2 separate regions of the Homo sapiens genome follow, and region 2 is linked to region 1. Evidence: chromatin contacts called from ENCODE Hi-C or POLR2A ChIA-PET data. All regions are on one chromosome and are shown on one strand. Each heading gives the region's core, a stretch centred on a gene start or an enhancer-like site at or near the end of the contact. The rest is flanking DNA. Distances are from core to core; before and after follow the strand shown. Region 1 holds the start of GNAT2 (G protein subunit alpha transducin 2). Region 2 holds the start of PSRC1 (proline and serine rich coiled-coil 1).

Region 1 (3,425 bases), core at 342-2,841:
GGGGGACTGTGGAGGCAATTACAGATTTTTACAGATTTTTGTTGATTTCTATCCCCTTGATTATAAAAGTTATGGGTATGTATTATAATTTCTAAAATGCAAATAAATATAAAGAAAATAAATATAACCCATAATTCCATCACTACAGATAATCATTGGTAAACTTGTTGGTGTGTTTCTTTTCTACCCATGTATATCACATAAGTAGGACCATACTGTGTATAGTGTTTTGCATCCATTCTTTTACCTAACTTTATATTGTAAACATTTCCACATCATTAAACATTTCTCCAAGAACAATTTTTAATGGCTGTATTTCATGGTATGAATATTACATAAACATTCCCCTATTGTTCGACCTTTAAAGTATCTAACTTTTCTATGCAATACACATTGTGGTGCTGAACAACTTTTTGCATACATATTTTTCTGGCAGCTCTTTTTAGAAAAACAACTTCCAGAAAGTTGATTACTGGGTCAAATAATAAGAACCTTTTTGAAAATTTTGATTCTATATTACCAGATGGCTTTCAGAAAGATTATATCAGTGTTCAAGGCCACCAGTAATGTGTTTGTGCACATGTACGTGTGTGTGTGTCTCCCATCTCACTAACTATACCCTTGCCAACCTGCATTAGCGTTTATTTTTTGGTTTTTTGTTTTTTAGTCTTTGCTATTTTGATTAGGTAAACCTGGTTATCTCTGTTCTCTTTTTAGTTTTATGGATTCTGTGTGAGGTGAAGAGGCCAAGTTTTTTTTAAGTTTGTTCAGGGAACAGTAGCCAGGGATCAATGGAAGTGGCACCAGATGCAGGTGGAGAAAAGGGTTCAGGGTCCAGAATCCAGCGTGGGGAGAGAAGAGGGAGGCAGAGTTTGGGAAGGATCTCTGCTGTGGGAGTGGTAAGAACTGGGAGGAGCCAGACAAACAGCATTAGAACAACTGGGTGTGGGGGGCAAAGGCCTCCCACAAGAGGGAAAATAGGGAAGAGATTAATTCCTGCTAATGCATTTAATTATATTCAGTGAAGTCTTAGGGACTTCCCTCCACAAGTTCCCTTTAGGTCGGATTATCTACCCCTTGGCAGTGGGGATGCTTGTTGGATAGACCCCAGAACGGCTGCAAGTGAATCAACCTGTGAGTGTCAATAGAGAACCAAGGCCAAGGCTAAAGCAATGGTAATACATGAATACTGAGTACTAACTACAGGCCAGGCACAGTTCTAAGCAGTTAACTTATATTAACTCATTTATCTTAACCACCATATAAAGCAGGTACTCTTACACTCATTTTACAGACGAAATAGAAGCACAGAGAAGTTAGGTAACTTGCCCAGTATCAGTCAGGAAGTAGGTGAAATCTGGATTTGAACCCAGACATTCTGGCTAGAGTTAAAGCTCTTAACCACCAAATACAGAAATGTGGGAAGGGGAGCCAGAATTGCAGGGCACAGCCTCCTACCTACGCCGGCCGGAAGAAAACAGACGACCAAGTGAGATTGCAGGGGCAGGACTTCTGCTTAAAATGAATCCTGGGACAATGATAACAGCTACCTTTCACTGGGCCCTCACTTCGTGCCAGGCACTGTGTAAAGGGACTTTACGTTTAATCTTCACAGTAACCCCTTTGAGTGAGGTACTGTCATTACCCCATCTTACTGATGAGGAAGCTGACGCACGGAACTGGCCCAAGACCCAGGGTCGGCTCAGGCCAGCCCTACCGCGGTGTGGTGGCTGCCCACGTGGCGCCCAGGAAGAGAAAAAAATGGCGAGGCGGGGTCGGCAGGCGGAGGCGGGGCCAGGCGGGGGCGGGGCCAAGGGCCGCAGAGCCTGGCGCGGAGCCGGCGAGATTTTGGTGGGGTCTCACCTGTTGCGTGACTCCCCCACAGTCCGGCCGCGGGAGTCCGACCCTGAATGCCCAGGGAGTGTTGAGAGAAATCTGGACGAGTTTCGGGTCCCGCTCCCTTGGGAGCACGTGGCCTACCAGCCTCTCGATTGCAGGGTTGGGTGGTCGCGACACCGGGGTCGCCTTGAGGCCAGTCCGGCTGCCGAGGTCTGCGGGAGTCCACCTCCGGCCAGCTGGCAATTTTGAAAGACTGCCTTACTTTCCCCATCTCAGTGCCAGGGCAGGGGCCCTTGGAGTGACTTGGCTGGGGTCTGTGGCCCGATCCCCCTGCCGTCCCTCAGGACCCGGGCTTTCTGCTGTACAGACTTCTCGTGGGCAGCCTCCCCTCGGAACTCGGGCATCATGGCCTCAGGTGAGTGTGTGTACGTGTGTTGGAGGGAGGGTCTCTGGGACAGAGAAGTGCTGTGGCCAGAGTGACAAGAGGGTGGGAGTCACAGCACAGCAGCAGGACCTAGGGAAGGCGGTCAGCTCCTCCCAGGAGGGCCTGGGGAGCAGAGCCAGAGTGTGCAGAGACAGAGGAAAAATCCAAAGAGGCTAGGGTCTCTGTCCCAGACCCCCAGACAAGGGGGTCTCCTGGCCTTCCTGCCTTCCTGGGAGGTAGCTATTTGGCGACGGTGGAATTTTCCCGGGACAGGCCCCTCCCTCCTGGGCTGGGATTCTCGGTTCTTCCCCCTCCTCCCAGAGCTGGGCTACCCCGGGAGCTGAGGGTCAGATGTGGAAGGAAAGTGGGTGCTGGGTTTTCACGGAGTATGCCTGCCCTGCCCCGGGAGGACTGTGTTTGAGCTTGGACTCGCTCGCTGCTGAATTCCTGTTTGTTATTCTTTTTTCTTCCAGGCTAGCTGGAAGGACCAGCTAGCCTGGACTTTGGCTTCTTTGCCCGGGAGCCCTGGCATGATGGGGTGAGGGCTCTTGGTGGGTTAGTGGAGAGCTGGGGGCTGGCCCTTCCCCATCTTCTTTTCTACCCACCCCCTCCCCGCCCCCCGCCAGGCCCAGCCACCATCAGTCACGTCACTCCTGGGACTGAGGAGGCAGGGGAGGGATAAGGGGCAGAGATGGAGGCCCCACTCCCCGAGGTTGCCTAGACAACATGAGAAATCGTGGCCAGGGCCTCTTCCGCCTGCGGAGCCGCTGCTTCCTGCATCAGTCACTCCCGCTGGGGGCGGGGCGGAGGAAGGGGTTGGATGTGGCAGAGCCAGGCCCCAGCCGGTGCCGCTCAGACTCCCCCGCTGTCGCCGCCGTGGTCCCAGCCATGGCATCCTATCCATCTGGCTCTGGCAAGCCCAAGGCCAAATATCCCTTTAAGAAGCGGGCCAGCCTGCAGGCCTCCACTGCAGCTCCAGGTGAGTGTGTGCTTCCTGGCCTCAGGATAGATGCTGGGCTCTGTCTTGCCACCTCTCGCCCAAGGTGCTGGTCCCCTCAGAGGGGGCCACCTCCTCCGGCATCCTCTCTGTGGTGGTGCCCCTCAACCTCAGTCCCAGGGACAGCCGGCTTGGAAGGTGGGGTGAGGGGTGGTGGGGGGCGGG
Region 2 (3,425 bases), core at 1-2,500, 340 kb before region 1:
GGCCTCATCGAGGATCTCCTCCAGCTTCTCTGGACTGAGGGGGCCTAGGCTGAGCCTCACACCCTGGGGGGCAGGTGCCACTGCATTTGGGTCACTTCGGTGGGAGAGGCCCCGTCGAAGTGGTTTCTCTGGAGTCACCAACACTGTTATGTCTTCCTCCTCACGGCTGAGACAGGAAACAAACCAGGCATCATGCCCATGCAAAAGGGAACAGGAGATTATGCAAGGGAGACTGCATAAAAGCCCCACAACAGAGCCAGGGACATGACCCTAGGCCCCGATGCCCATGCTGGCTGTGAGATGTGGCCTCTGGGCGATGAGATACCTGGTTCTATGGGGCCTAATAGGCCTTTAGCATTTACGGACATCAGAAATGATGCCAGGATGGAGATGCAGCAAATCCACTTATCCTTCTTCTTAACACCCTGAAATCTAACTCCAGCTTCTCCCTTCTCTCCCCGCTACCAATAGTGTCATAGAGGCCCGAGTCAGCCAGCCGCCCAGCAGCCCCAAGTGCGCCAAACCTTGCTAAGTTACCAACCCAAGCCAATAATTCAGCAGTAAGGGATTCGAGACAAAGAGGTACTGTTAGAGGAAAATAAGTGGGATAAAGAGGCTGGTACCTGTCAGATGGTGACAGCCCCCCAAAGTCCAAGGTCTCATCCACAATAAACCTTACATCTGAAGGGGAAAGAAGAATGAAAGCCAGTCATGGGTCCCTGATGCAGCTCTCCATCGCTGGGTCTCACTCCTCCCTTTCATTCTTCCCTCCCTCCTTTCCTTACCTTCCTCCAAATCCTCCATGTCCAGCCAGCAGGAGCGAGAGTCCAGTTAGATCTGAGCTGGAGAGAAACCATACCTTTCCTCAGGTATCCATTCTGCCCAAGGCTCGCAGCTAGATTCAGGGTGCAAGCCAGGGTCGGGGGTCATGCTGGAGGCAAAGCAAGCGCCCAGGAGTGGCACCTCCCGCACAGCTACTCCTGCTACCTCCGGGAACGATACGGAGGGCTCCCCCAACTGCCCAGATTGCCCTGGAGCCGCCCTGCATCCTGGCCTCTCCTCACTGGGGGCGGCCTGCACGCCCCATCTTCCTCCCCGCCACTATCCTCAGGGTTCTGCACTCCCCAAGCCACCTTTCCACTCCCCTGGCATCACACGCGAAGCACACCTCCAGCCCACCCTGTGTCCACTTCCCGCGCCGCCTTATCTTCCACGCAACAGGCTTTCTCCCGCAACCTAGTCCCGGGAATCAGCTCCGAGGGGGCGGGGCTCCTTTCGAATCTCTCAGGCCCCACCTACTCAAGCCACACGCGCACCGTGATTGGTGAATCCTCAGGGGGAGGGGCTGAGGAGCTGCCGGCCGGAAGTCAGCCGGTGGGGGCTGGGGGAGAACCGTTCCCAGAAGACTGCATCCCGGTGGCGGAGCCGAGGGTTGAGGCTGCGAGTGCGCGTGCTCGCGTGCGCGGAGACTCTCTTTCCCGTAGGCAGATGGGAGCAGAGCGCGGCTGGCCAGGAGGGAAGAAACGGACCCACGAGTATGGAACTCGCGCCCCGCCCCGCTCCCTCTGCTGGGCCGCCGAGCACCCAGTCTCCAGAACGGTTGTGCTGCCTAACGTGGCCGCTAACCGACGCTCTACGGGAGGAAATTCGTTTTCTTGGGCGCACTCAATATGCAGGCGCCGCATTGGCCGAGGTTCCTCAGTTGTGGGTTTTTTCCAAGTTAAGGGAGCACCTAAACACTTATATTGTAGGTATATTGAGGTTCTCTTAGAAGTACATCCTCCATCGCCTCTTCAAGAACCTGAGGCAGCTGAGGTGCAAAGAAAGCAACGGGCTTTTCACGCAGGCAGGCTTAGGTTCAAATGCAACCCAAGTTTAACTGACCTCAGAACCCAAGTTTCGGTTTAGAGGCGGCTGCCTTGAGTATATTTGCCCTCTTTTCACCTCTCTTCGCTTATCTGTGAAAGGAGGATGTTGGTCCTCGCAGTTACGGTGTTACGAGGATAATTATGAAGGCGTTTTCTACCGTGTGCCCTTAGGGGATTTAGAGGGGGTGTTTGTAAGTAGCCCCCTCTGAACTAAAAGCAGTATTTGTAAAATGCTTAAACCAACTTGTTAGGAGTGTTGTCTCTGTTGTTTCTAAATGTTGCCCGGGCCACCAGTGAACTTGTCAGAGGCTTCAAACCAGAACGACTCCATCTGGAATAGAGGCTGGGTAAAATAAGGTTGAGACCTGGGCTGTATTCCTAGGAGGTTAGGCATTCTAAGTCACAGGATGAGATAGGAGGTTGGCACAAGATACAGGTCACAAAGACCCTGGTGGTAAAACAGCATGCGGTAAAGAAGCCAGCCAAAACCTACCGAAACCAAGATGGCGATGAAACTGACCTCTGGAGGTCCTCAGTCCTCATTATACGCTAATTATAATGTATTAGCATGCTAAAAGACACTCCAGACAGCATCACCACGGTTTACAAATACCATGGCAACATCAGGAAATTACCCTACATGGTCTAAAAAGGGGAGGAATTCTTAGTTCCAGGGAGTTGCCTACCCCTTTCCCGGAAAACTCATGAATAATTCATCCCTTGTTTAGCATATAATCAAGAAATAACCATAAAAATGGCCAACCAGCAGCCCTCCGGGCTGCTCTGCCTCTGGAGTAGGCATTCTTTATCCCTTTTCTTTCTTAATAAACTTGCTTTCACTTTATGGACTTGCCCTGAATTATTTCCTATGCAAGGGCCAAGAACCCTCTCTTGGGGTCTGGATCCGGACCCCTTTCTGGTAACAACAGGAGGAGACAGCAGGTCCGCACAAGATACAGATCTCAAACATCCCTCTAATAAAACGGTGCAGTAAAGAAGCCGGCCAAATCTGCCAGAAACCAAGATGGTAAAGAAAGTAGGCCAGGCGCGGTGGCTCACGCCTGTAGTCCCAGCACTTTGGGAGGCCGAGGCGGGCGAATCACGAGGTCAGGAGATCCAGACCATCCTGGCTAACACGGTGAAACCCCGTCTGTACTAAAAATACAAAAAATTAGCCGGGCGTGGTGGCGGGCCCCTGTAGCCCCAACTACTCGGGAGGCTGAGGCAGGAGAATGGCGTGAACTTGGGAGGCAGAGCTTGCAGTGAGCCGAGATCGCACCTCCGCACTCCAGCCTGGGCGACAGAGTGAGACTCCGTCTCAAAAAAAAAAAAAAAGAAAGTGACAGCTGGTCATCCTCACTGCTTATTATATGCTAGTTGTAATTCATTAGCATGCTAAAAGACACTCCTGCCAGCGTCCTGACAGTTTACAAATGCTATGGCAACGTCTATATGGTATAAAAGGGAGAGGAGCCTTCAGTTCCAGGAAATCATGCTCCTTTCCCAGAAAACCTATGAATAATCCACCCCTTGTTTAGCATATAATCAAGAAATAAC

The links. Hi-C counts contacts between places; a loop is a spot of excess contacts on that map. ChIA-PET counts read pairs that join two places held with the same protein, here RNA polymerase II (POLR2A). Pooled maps may share reads with other maps.
Region 2: a map of CD8-positive, alpha-beta T cell shows a loop between it and region 1 (11-fold over the local background). The contact joins the promoter of PSRC1 here to the promoter of GNAT2 in region 1. A Hi-C loop is called at or near these places in 4 of 168 maps with a recorded cell type or tissue (CD4-positive, alpha-beta T cell, CD8-positive, alpha-beta T cell, IMR-90 and 1 more), 1 of 37 single-sample maps with no recorded cell type and 11 of 50 pooled maps. POLR2A ChIA-PET finds 5 or more read pairs at or near these places in 1 of 52 experiments (PC-3).

What each region holds. Positions count from the first base shown.
Region 1 is chr1:109,618,025-109,621,449 of GRCh38, forward strand. GNAT2 (G protein subunit alpha transducin 2) reads right to left here and starts at 1,592. Exons shown (of 9, transcript NM_001377295.2): 1 at 1,459-1,592. AMPD2 (adenosine monophosphate deaminase 2) reads left to right here and starts at 1,813. Exons shown (of 19, transcript NM_001368809.2): 1 at 1,813-2,254; 2 at 2,890-3,242. The coding sequence starts at 3,152. RefSeq lists enhancers at 980-1,510, 1,491-1,540, 1,511-2,039, 2,561-2,610, 2,570-3,098 and 1 more and a silencer at 1,731-1,920.
Region 2 is chr1:109,281,895-109,285,319 of GRCh38, forward strand. PSRC1 (proline and serine rich coiled-coil 1) reads right to left here and starts at 1,251. Exons shown (of 8, transcript NM_001032291.3): 1 at 1,169-1,251; 2 at 786-842; 3 at 624-681; 4 at 1-166. The coding sequence starts at 804. RefSeq lists enhancers at 1,620-2,345, 1,713-1,762.